Regions from separate parts of the Mus musculus genome. Here regions 2 and 3 are each linked to region 1. A link is a loop called in an ENCODE intact Hi-C map of the cell type or tissue named here. Cell type or tissue: left cerebral cortex. All regions are shown on one strand. Region 1 overlaps Anks1b (ankyrin repeat and sterile alpha motif domain containing 1B). Region 2 overlaps Anks1b (ankyrin repeat and sterile alpha motif domain containing 1B). Region 3 overlaps Anks1b (ankyrin repeat and sterile alpha motif domain containing 1B).

The links. Hi-C counts contacts between places; a loop is a spot of excess contacts. Peaks named below come from ENCODE experiments on the same cell type or tissue, not always from the same donor. Only the 100,000 strongest peaks of a DNase experiment are listed, where the experiment ranks them.
Region 2: it touches region 1 in a loop (2.3-fold over the local background); 5 of 42 quality-filtered maps call a loop at or near these places.
Region 3: a loop joins it to region 1, with 5 times the contacts of the local background. A loop is called at or near these places in 5 of 42 quality-filtered maps.

What each region holds. Positions count from the first base shown.
Region 1 is chr10:90,150,001-90,154,000 of GRCm38, reverse strand. All of the region lies in intron 8 of Anks1b (ankyrin repeat and sterile alpha motif domain containing 1B), which reads right to left. Among named protein-coding and RNA genes, the nearest start is that of Anks1b, 280 kb to the right of the region's middle. In left cerebral cortex, a CTCF peak has its summit at 2,309; DNase peaks (open chromatin) are centred at 1,753 and 2,369.
Region 2 is chr10:90,570,644-90,574,643 of GRCm38, reverse strand. All of the region lies in intron 14 of Anks1b (ankyrin repeat and sterile alpha motif domain containing 1B), which reads right to left. Among named protein-coding and RNA genes, the nearest start is that of Apaf1, 510 kb to the left of the region's middle. In left cerebral cortex, no CTCF peak of the experiment used is centred here; a DNase peak (open chromatin) is centred at 1,627.
Region 3 is chr10:90,578,155-90,582,154 of GRCm38, reverse strand. All of the region lies in intron 15 of Anks1b (ankyrin repeat and sterile alpha motif domain containing 1B), which reads right to left. Among named protein-coding and RNA genes, the nearest start is that of Apaf1, 500 kb to the left of the region's middle. In left cerebral cortex, no CTCF peak of the experiment used is centred here; a DNase peak (open chromatin) is centred at 2,011; H3K4me3 peaks cover 2,516 bases; H3K27ac peaks cover 3,893 bases.

The sequences.
Region 1 (4,000 bases):
CTCCTCCCATTGATGACCAACTAGGCCATTCCCTGCTACATATGCAGCTGGAGCCATGAGTCCCACCATGTATTTTCTTTGATTGGTGGTTTAGTCCCAGGGAGTTCTAGGGGTACTGGTTTATTCATATTGTTGTTCATCCTATAGGGCTGCAAACCCCTTCAGCTCCTTGAGTACTTTCTCTAGATCCTTCATTGGGGACCCTGTGCTCTGTCCACTGGATGGCTGTGAGCATTCCTAAATTATTTTTATTACTTTTATTTTTTTACAGTCCAGCTGTTGCCCCCCTCCTTGTGCCCCCCTCCCACAGTTCCTCACTTCATTCTTCCTCCCCCTGTCTCCAAGAGGATATTAGTCCCCCACAAGACCTCCCTACTCCCTGGGGCCTCAAGTCACTGGAGGATTAGGCCCTTCTTCTCCCACTGAGGCCAGACCCGGCAGTCCTCTGCTATATATGTGCTGGGAACCTCAGACAAGCGCATGTATGCTGCCTGGTTGGTGGCTCAGTGTCTGAGAGATCTCAGGGATCTGGATTAGTTGAGACTGCTGATCTTCCTATGGGGTCACCCTTCTCATCTTCTTCCAGCCTTTCCCTAATACAACCACAGGGGTCCCCAACTTCAGTAGGTTCCTAAGAAAATTGAAAATAGATCTACCTGAAGACACAGCTATACCACTCTTGGACATACCCAAATGATACTCCACCATACCACAGGAACATATGTTCCACTATGTTCACAGTGACCTCATTTGTAATAGCCAGAAGCTAGAAACAACCCAGATGTCACTCAATGGAAGAATGGTTACAGAAAATATGGGTCATTTACATAATGGAATACTCTTAAGCTATTAAGAATGAGGACATCATAAGTTTTGCAGGCAAATGGATGGAACTAGAAAATATCATCCTGGGTGAGGTAACTCAGACTCAAAAGAACATGCATGGTGTGTGCTCACTAATAAGTAGATTATCCAAAAAAGACAAGAATACCTAGAATACAATCCACAGAACTCAGGAAGCAAAAAATTATTTGGTTTTTTTAAACTTCTTTTTGGTTTATATTTCTATACAGTATATTTTGATCATGATCCCCACAACCAAAGTTTTCCCAGATCCTTCTCATCTCTCTACCCATCCAATTTTAGGGCCTCACTAAGTGCCAAGGCTGACCTTGAACTCATGTCATAAATAACTGGGATTACAAACCTGTAATACTGAAACCCTCCTTTGCCTTTTCATTTATTTCATTATATTCAGTCCAGACTACAGTCAAGTAGAATTATTTAGCCTTACACAGTCATGTCCCACATTTTTATCCATCCCGTCTACCTTACTTCTCTATTCAGTATATAATGGGGGTTTAAAATATAGCTTCTATAAGCAGATAATCCTGGATTCAAATTCAAACTGCACATTTCCAGATCTGACCAATCCCAGCCTTGCTTGCCTTACTTACACAATAAAAAAATAACACTTAGACGTTCTTTTTCCTCCTAATCAAATGAGGTGATAGATACAGAGTGACTGGCATATGATAAGTTTTCAATAAATATTAATTATTATTTTAGCCGCTATTGTAACTCTATGGATTCAGGTATAGTTCAGATTTTGCCCTTTAGGTAAACATTTCCCAGATTTCTCACAAACCTAAATTATATCACTCTGTTCTACATGTCGACCATTGCTTATGCAAGCATGCACATTATGGCATTTCACATAGGCCTTGAAGTAAGGAAGCACAGTGCCAAAAAGCCTTGGCTGCTTTGAAGTCAAACAAGAACACATTAAGCCTTAGCTCTGCACCTTCTTAGCTAAGCAGCTTTGAGTAAATACTTAATCTCATTAATTCTCAGTTTCCTTGCTTGCCAAAATAGGTGCATTGATCATTTCTACTTTTGTAAGGCGCTATGAGGCTAGAATTACTTCCATAACTAACACATAAAATCGTCATTATTGATAGTTTTACTATCACAATCACAAAAGGATTGGGATTGCACACAGAACACTTTGGCATTTACACATATATAGTGTGTTTAACTTCCCCATTCAGTTTTAATTTATTTGAAAGAAAGTACAGACTTATTCATTTTTGTGTCATCTACAATGTGTTGTCTATAATAAACTTACTAAGTGTCTATTAGATAAAGTACTGGATAAATGGGCTCTTGTTTTAATTTTACTACATAGAAATCATATTAAGGATTGTATTGCAAATATCATGATTGAAACTTCAGCTTTATCTTACAATAACCATTACAAGTGGCTATAACAAAAGCATGGAAAATTAGTGGTTTAGCACTGCCCTCTAAAGTCAGAATAGAAATCTGCAATGTAAAACTTATTTTGAAAAAGAAAATATTTTTATTAATTCTTTGAGAATTTGACATAAAATTTTGGTCCTATTCATTCCTCTAACTCCTCCCACCTGCACAGTCTCCTCCCTTTCTGTCCACCTGGAGTCCTCTTTTTTTAAAAAGGGGGTCTACATAGCAGCAAACGTCCTAATCCTTTGGTTCTTACAATTTTCCACACGTTTTTCTTATATGTTCCCTGAGTATTAAGTGTGGTGTGTTGTCAATGTACTAATTGGAGATGGGCAGCCCATTCTAATTGACCTATGCACTTCGGCCAGTTGTAGCTTTGAGTAACAATTCCCATCTGCTGTGAATGAAGCTTCTTTGATGAGGGGTGACAGCTACAGTGATCTGTGAACATAAGGATGGGTATTTAGAATACAGTTATTGTTTATTCTGCTTTAGTAATGTAGAAGGTATTTCATCTAGGCTCCAGGGCCTTACTACCCTCAAGAAGTTGACTAAGTTTACAGTGTCAGGCTTGGATTTCCTCCCATTGAGTGGACAGGACTATTAGAGTTGTATAAAAGGTATTTGAAAAGCCTTTATCAAAATAAATATAATCATATATATGCATATATGTATATGGAAAAGAAACCTCATGGACACACGGAAGTATTTCTTTGTTTCAAATGCCTTTTAAACTTTTTACTGAACACCTATAGTTTTAAAGGTCCAGAAGGAAGAAGGTGAAAATTCCACAGAAAGTAGATCTTTATTTATATAGTCTAAGCTTAAGAAAGATTAAGATAATTCTGCATTACTAGACAAAGAGAAAAGGAGCCACAAAACATAAATTTCATGGAGAGACTATTTGAATTCAATTTGAGAAAAGTAAAGTCATGTTACTGACATAGGACTGAAAACAGGATTTCCTTTCAAATTATATCTGTGTTTCATATAAATTGTTTGAATATAAAATATATTTACACACACACACACACACACACACACACACACATATATATATATATATATATATATATATGTACATATATATACATACATATATGTAATATACTGGCATTAATAATTTATAACATACTTCAGATATGTAATAGCCGGTAAAGTTGGGCAAGAACTTTCCCTACTTTAAAAGTGAATAAAATATTATCAAAGATATTACTGTTTGTAAGTTAATCTCATAGATAAAGCTAGTTTAAAATTATAAGTGGATATTAGCCCAGAAACTTAGGATACACAAGATATAAGATACAATTTGCTAAACGCATGAAACTCAAGAAGAACGAAGACCAAAGTGTGGACACTTTGCCCCTTCCTAGAAATGGGAACAAAACACCCATGGAAGGAGTTACAGAGACAAAATTTGGAGCTGTGACAAAAGGATGGACCATCTAGTGATTGCCATATCCAGGGATCCATCCCATAATCAGCTTCCAAACGCTGACATCATTGCATACACTAGCAAGATTTTGCTGTAAGGACCCAGATATAGCTGTCTCTTGTGAGACTATGCCGGGGCCTAGCAAACACAGAAGTGGATGCTCACAGTCAGTTATTGGATAGATCACAGGGCCCCCAATGGAGGAGCTAGAGAAGGTAGCCAAGGAGCTAAAGGGATCTGCAACCCTATAGGTGGAACAACAATATGAACTAACCAATACCCTGGAGCTCTTGTCTCTAG
Region 2 (4,000 bases), 420 kb before region 1:
CTACAACTCTGTCATTTCCTTTATGAAACCTCTTCTATCCCTCAATAGGATGACAAATCTCTCTCTTTTCTCTAGTGGCACATTTAGACCTTCTATAATAACAAATATTTCTTAACCCACATGATTATTACTTGTGTCTAAGACTTGCTTCTTGAAAGCAGGGTGTATGCCTTTCTAATACTGTATGTACATCATATGCGTTCAGTTTGCATTTGATAATCAACATGATGTACCCTCACAGTCTGAACTACAGAAAGCACTCTCATTTTCAGATTTAAATCATTTTGTTATAGTCAGTAGGTAAGTTTTTTTTTTTTAACTGCACTCCAAGTATCTGATTTCTTTATAAAAAGGAAGTATTGTGGCCCACAGGAGAAGAGGCAGGAAGAATATAAGAGCCAGAGGTAGTGGTTACCCATAGCAAGACTGTTTCCCTGATATGACAGGATCTGGGTGAGCTCTCAGTGGCTGTGACTAGGTGCATAAGACCTGTGTAAGATCAAGCCCACCCAAATCCCAGCATGGATCCAGGAAGGTCTATGAAGCCCTGCCACCTGCTAAGGGCTTTTTGGTAACTGATGCCTACTGGGCAGGAGGAGTCAGTTATCTTTAAGGATGGAGCGACCCATGCCCCAGCAGATAGTCTTATACTTGTGCATGTTAAACAGACTTTAAAAAGTGGGTTTAACCAAAGACTTGCACATGAACTTGGGAAGGCAGAATGGTAGGGGAAATGGGGGAGGGGACCAGAGGGGAGGAAAAGGTGGGTGGATTTTATTCAAAGGCAGCATAAGCATGCATACAACCCTCAAACAAAAGAAGACATTTTAGTTTTTAAATAGAATTTTCAGGTTGGGATTTTTGCTCAGCATCTTTACCCTCTCAATTGAGCAAGCGTGTCTGGGTGAGTTACATTGTACTTGATTATAATTTATCTCTTGTTGCCTCTTGATCTTTTTAGAATGTTGAAAAAGTTATAGATATGCATGGATCAACTGTAGGAGATTGCAATTCTGTCACATGACCTGCAGGTGAAGACGAAACTAAGATATATATGACTTGTGAATGATCAGATCGGAGGCTGTTACCAGGTGAAGTCAAATGTAAGTCTCACATATAGTGTCTCTTCATGGACATGTCATGAGAAGGTAAACAAGCTCTGTAAACACTGAGCAAACATAAGGATATAGTTTCGTTTGGCAAGGCTTAAGATGATCGGCTCACTCTTTAAATCCAGTAACCAAGCACCTAGCAAAAGCAGCATTTGATTCTTAGGTATTAAGTCATGCTCATTAAGTGAATGAATGAATGAATGAATGAATGACTCTGGAAATAGGTTTTGGTTTTTTAATAAATAAAAAGGGAAAATCATATGAAGGCTTAGACTGTTGTATAAAGACAGCTCAGGGAGATTACTGGTAGTCGCCCACTTTAAAAATCTTTATATAGAAATTCCTGAATTCTGTTATTTTAATTTTTAATTCCTTGATTTCTGTTTAATACTTCTCATGTGTTAGCAAAATGTAGGTGTGTGTGTGTGTGGGGGGTGAATTAGGAGATGGCAAGACAGGAAAAGGAGGGAGAGGAGGGACAGGGATCCTGAGTCATGCTGGGTTCTGATTTTGTTTAAGTGTTTTCTCATGAGTCAAACTTCTAAAGGATCCTGATTTAGGCCTGAAGATCACATTTTTATAGTATCTAAATATATTCTTCATTTTACTTAAAATACTTTCCTGGAGTCTTGAAATTCTTTCAGCACATTACTGACCAGGCACCTTTATTCAGCCAGGACCTCTGTAATTTCTCAAAGTGAGATTCAAACAGGGAGAAGAGGGAGTGAGCTCAGGGCCACGTGTCCCAACTTGTCAATTATCATCATTGATGATAAAGAAACTGAGATTCAAGCTATGTGATGGGACCAGGGGCTTTCCGATGGCACAGTCTTCTGAAGACAGAATCCTAGGGGCTCCATTCTCAGAAACAAGTATAATTGCTCAATACTAGGGTAATAAAACAAACAAACAAACAAACAAACAAACAATTTCCAATTAACCTCCCCCCCGAAACCATTAGAAGGTTCTACAAACTATTCTAAGACTGCACAACAGATGAAGAAATGCTTATTTAAAACTCTTCTAAATAGTGTGATCAGGACTCTGTGGTGGGTGGTTGATGGTGGCTCCCACCTGCCTTTGCATCAGAATCCTCTCCACAGACAGTCTTGGTCCAAGCACAACTAGGACACTGAGCACCTTCTTTCCTGAGCTCCCAGTCCACAGATATAGTATCTCATCAGAAGGGATAGACCAGTCTTCTCTATCTCCTTGAAGTTGTGGAGGTCAAGTTCCCAGAGAAAACAGCTAACAAATCAGGAGCTTCCTCCATCCACCCAGCTCTCAGTCACGGGGTAGAGTCCACCTCAGTTTGGGTAGATCAAGAGCAGTGGGGGTACTGTGCACTTCCAGGGTACAGGCTCCATGCTTAGAAAGATAAACAGAGAAGACAAGGCCCGTGCCACAGTCCACTGCTAACAAGGATCACTCGAAGCTTTTGTCTAAGTGAAGAGTCAGTCATTAAGAATCCCGGAGCTCTTGACTCTAGCTGCATATATATCAAAAGATGGCCTAGTCGGCCATCACTGGAAAGAGAGGCCCATTGGACACGCAAACTTTATATGCCCCAGAACAGGGGAACGCCAGGGCCAAAAAGGGGGAGTGGGCAGGTAGGGGAGTGGGGGTGGGTGGGTATGGGGGACTTTTGGTATAGCATTGGAAATGTAAATGAGCTAAATACCTAATAAAAAATGGAAAGAAAAAAAATAAATAAAATTTTCTTTCTTTTTAAAAAAAAAAAAAAGAATCTAAAGTTCTAAAGCTCTCCTTGGGGTGGGGGTGGGGGCTAACTTCATTTGAAACAAAAGTTGAGAACAAGGATATTATCAAAACCAATAGAAAGTCAGACAGAGTCATACCTTTAATCCTAGCACTCCAGAGACAGAGGCAAGAAGATATTGAAATCTTTAGCCAGCCTGGGTACATAGGGAGAGTCTGTGTTAAAGTGGAGGTTTGGGTGGGAGGGGATAAAGAAAACGATTTGGGTGCTAAACAGCTAAGGAGAAGCTAGTGTACTTCATTCAGGCAAAAAGTCAAATGGTATCCCACTTTCAGAAAACCAGGGAAAGAGAAGTATTAAGGGCCCTCTGCCTGGCTTCAAAAACTTCTCCTGTTTCAATTTAATTGGACCAGACTGCAGAACAATTTATACCTCAGGGAACTGAAAACACAAATTAAAAAACAAACAAACAAACAAACCCAATAGCATGACCACCTGGTGATTAGTGAAGCTTCATAACTACATATCAACCTGTGGTCGCAGATGAGGGACAAGAATTGACACAGAGATGGGGGCAAGATGGCAGTGCCCGACCCCGTAACATCTGTGAATAGATGTATACAATGTGTTACATCCATAAAGTGGAATATTACTTGGTGATAAAAAGAAGTGAGGCAAGGCAGTATGCTACGATAAAGATCAAACTTGGAGATGCCATTCTAGGTGAAGGAAGCCAGACAGAAAAATCAGGTGCTATATGCTTCTGTTGCTATGACAGAGGAGATAGAGAGAGTCAGGAAGTAAGCTAGGAGTTCCCTAGAACTGGAAAGGGGATTTGAGGGGGCATGTAGAGTCACTATTAGTGGACCTGGGACTCCTTATGGAAGAGATGGAAATGTTTTATACTTGCTTATAGAGCTGGCTGTCAACTTCTGTAAATATATTAAAAAACCCACTGCTTTGCATATTTTAAATAGGTGAATTGAATAGTATATAAATTATGACTCAACAGCTTATTGCTACTTAATAATAAAATGTAAAAAGAAAGATATTTTAAAGTTCAACAAAATTGAGCACACAGTTGTATATAAATAAACTTTGATTATTTCACATGTGATATATATCATATAGCCTGCTATTTTGGTGCTTTGTTATCTTCTTCTCATCT
Region 3 (4,000 bases), 430 kb before region 1:
TGTCCAGATAAAGAATGACTCCCCTTTGGCACTGACTGATAGATACTGACAAATTTTAAATGTCAATGGTTGAAAAACAAAAAAAAAAAACAAAACCAAAAACAAGCCACTTTTGTAAGAATGAGTCCACCACTGCTGTCTGTCCTAAATGAGTTTGGAAATGTATAGATGTTTTTTATAATATGAGGTCATCCACTCAATTCAAAGCCCAGTCTGCTTCAGAAACAGGAAGATAGAGGAAATGGACATTTTTCTCTTATACTTATACATCATAAAAACTTCCTAGATTTGCCTGAAAACATTGTTAAGTAAGAAATCATCATGGAATGATTAGTCTTAGCCATTACGGTCAAGTTATTTCTGTTGTCTACAGGTCTAACTTCTTACTTGGATGGTGGTTTGCTAAGACTTAAAAGGTCATTTTTTCCAGACCAGCTGCAAAGCAAACTGAGCTCTTTGCTCTGCAGCAAAGTTCTGGAAAATAGGACAGATCTGTAGGTCTATTAGCATGTAACATACATGCACCACAAACATGGGAGAAAATTTTCATTTAAGTATGTACCTATTGGCCTCTCTTGCTTCCATCTTCTGTTGACCTCTATAACCTCCAATAGCTCCTTGGGTCTTTTTCAGTGTGTAACGGGAACTTCTCATTTTGACCTCCAGTTTGAGCTTTATGAATGCTATCCGCTCAAGTTCCCAGAAATGCCAATTTGTGTGTGGCTTCCAGTAGTACCTTTATAATCAATTCCATAAAGCCTTTATCCCGAACACTGGTCAAATCACCTCAAGTCAATAGGTCAACAGGAGCTGCTAAAGGAATGATGCACTATACAATTTCATTCTTTTCCCCTTTAGAATTTACAAATGTAAGTGTTGGGTAGTGAGGCCAGAGAGGCTCTGAGTCAGTCCTCCTCCAAGTAATAGACCCTTTGTAATATGATCTTCACACCACCAATCTGCTGTAGTACTGCTTAGGAGTGATAGATGCTATCACTAGCTCCATTTGCCTTGACTTTGAACTCCAACAGATTGTTTGCCTTTTCCATTATGTATTTAACTTAATATAGGAAAATCTGCTGATTGATTCTGATTGTAAGAAAAGATAAGGGGCAAGATTCCTGTCTTATATTCTATATGCATGAAGGAATGTTTGTGGGATGTGTAGGCAAATACTCAGGACAACAGTATGCCTTGACTGAGGGTCATGTTTTGTTCATCATCATATCCCTAGTAACTAACATTTTCTAACACATGGAAAATATTTATAGAGGACTCAATTCCACAGTGAGACAACTAATGCTCCATACTCTCATTGACCAAAAAGATTTTTAGTTTATAAATGAAGGTCCAGTCATGTCAATCTGTTGTGTATGTGGTGTTTACGGGTGAGTTTCTAAACATATAGCATTATGTTAGGAGCTGTGAGAAAGGCAAGGAAATCACACACAAAACAGACTTGCTGAGTTTCTCTTCTAGTAGAGAAGACAAGATATAGACGAATGGGAACTTAATTCCTAACTCTAGAACGATGGCTGCAAAATCCAACCACTAAGCGAGTTTGGAAAGACAAACTACTATGGACTAGAGTCCTTAAGGGAAGTTATGTAAACCAGGCAGGGAGAACTTTGAGAATAAAAAGTATAAGGGAAAGAAAGGAAATGACAGTCCCCGAGAAGCAGGAGAGGACATAAGGAGCAAAGACATAGAAATAGAGGGTTTGTGATTTGGACAACTTAGGGAGCAGTCATCTAACTCAGAAAAAGAAAGATGGCAGTAGCAATAAATATAATAAGGGAAAAACCAGCAAGTCTGCATAACAACGAACACATCCCTAAACTCCTTGTTGGGAAAATAAACAGCATTAAAACTTAGTCATGTTACATACACTGCAAAGGCTGAAGAAGCACAAGGCTCAGAGGACCCCACGGCTTCCCCAGGTCTGGTGAGAAGCAGGGAGATTGTGCTTATGCGGGGAGCAGATGTGATGTCTTTAGAGGAAGCAGGCAGGGCGGGACTAGGGAAGACTTCAGACGCATGACTGGTGAGGGCTTGTGATGTCAACACACACATGACTTCCCCAAAGTCTTAGCTGGCTTAATTAAGGCTCTGTTGTAGCCCTTCTTGAATTGTACCAATTTCTATTTATTTGTATATTCTTAATGATGCTTTGGATCTAATCTCTGTCCTTGATGTCCTATAAACCAGGATGAAGGCACAGAACAAAAGTTTATAATTCTTGTACCTATGAATCAAGGGTAAATATTAAGAGCCCGAGGAGAAGTGATGAAAGACAATAAAGAGTTAAAAGCATTTGGGGGAGGAACTTCCTTCTTCTCTAGCCATGTTCAGGAATCAGTATCAAGTCATCTTTACTAAAGTTAATGATTGTCATTAGATAAAAATTAACCATATATTATGTCTATGTTTAAGAGTATATAGAATATATTTAGCAAAAAAAAAAAATAAGCCTTGAGTAAATGCTTTCTTCAAATGTTATTTACACGAAACATTTACACTTAACCCACAAGTAGAATATGTTTCCATAACTAAGTGCACGCATGGATATACTATGGCATTTTAACCAACATTAATTATATCCTCTTGATGTCTACTGTCTTCTTCTAAAAAGACCTACACCACATCATGGTTAATGGGAGCGTGGTGCTTGTTGCTTAGGCAACAGAATGAATAAATGCAGGTCAGAATATGCCACAAGAAAAAAAAAAAACAAAAGCTAGACTATGACACCGAATGGAAGCTGAGCAGGTCTAACAGATTTTTACATTAATGAAGTCTGTTTCTTAAAGTGGGCCAACCACAGAGGGCTTTAAGCTCAGCATTAAGTAGCCTACGGCAACCAACAGACTATTATCGTAAAGGTAGACAATCTTTTCTCACAATATTGGCCCCAAACAAATGGTGCATGAAAGCCTGAAATGCACTAATTGATGACACCATTGAATTGATGACAACGTTTCATGAGTTACTTCATCTTCACAATTAATTAATCCTTCTACATGGCAAATCAAAGCTGTTGTTTTGATTTTGTCTCATAGTACAAGTCCTTGGCATATCTGAGTTAACAAGGTGATCTTATATTCTGGAAGATTCCATACACTACTTGGAAATAAACAGATAAAGCCACAACTTAGGATTAGACGTTGATCTTCCTACGATGCTCTTTTTTTTTTTTTTGGATGTATTTGGTGCACAATTCTCACATGACTGTTCTGCACACTCTTTCTTCAAATTCTCTTTAAAACCAGAGAGATTACCTTCTCATTAAATACATTCAAAGGGGGATTATATTTGTTCATAAGTGTTTAATACTCAGAGGAAAATTAAGCTGAAAGTTAATCATCCTTCAGTATGGACGATTAACTCAGTGAATCTAAACTTTTCACGGATCAGAATGGATTTGGACCAGGGCTTGGGAATGACATGCCCTGTTTCAGGTAGAGACAGGGGGGAAAAGTAGCTATGCAGAGAAATGTAGTCAATATAACTAATGCCAAAACAATACTCAATTTGTTTGCTAGGTCTGGTAATTATTAATACCATCTGTTTATTGCCCTAAGTAAGTCTTAAACCTCTCTAGGGCTGCAACAACTTCCCCTTCCATCCTATTTCAACAGAGTCTCAACTGTATAACCAGTGACTGTCTGATGGACACAAGAAAAAGAAACGCATAGCTCATTAATTAATTAAAAAAAAACAACAAGATACCCCTAAACGGTTATATGCATATATTACTTGATGCTCATATGATAGACCACATTTATGCATTTTTAAAAACCTTGTAGGCATACACATTTTTTGGTAGGAGTAGAAGTTTAACCATCTTAATAACCCTCAAAGCTGTAATAATTCAGTCAACTTTGGAGAAAAGCAATCTGGCAAAAGGAATGTCAAAGCTCTGACTAGCCCTCAGAGGCTTATGAAGGTGCTGCAGGTGCCAGCCTCAGCATTTTATCTCAGAGGAACGATTAAGGACACC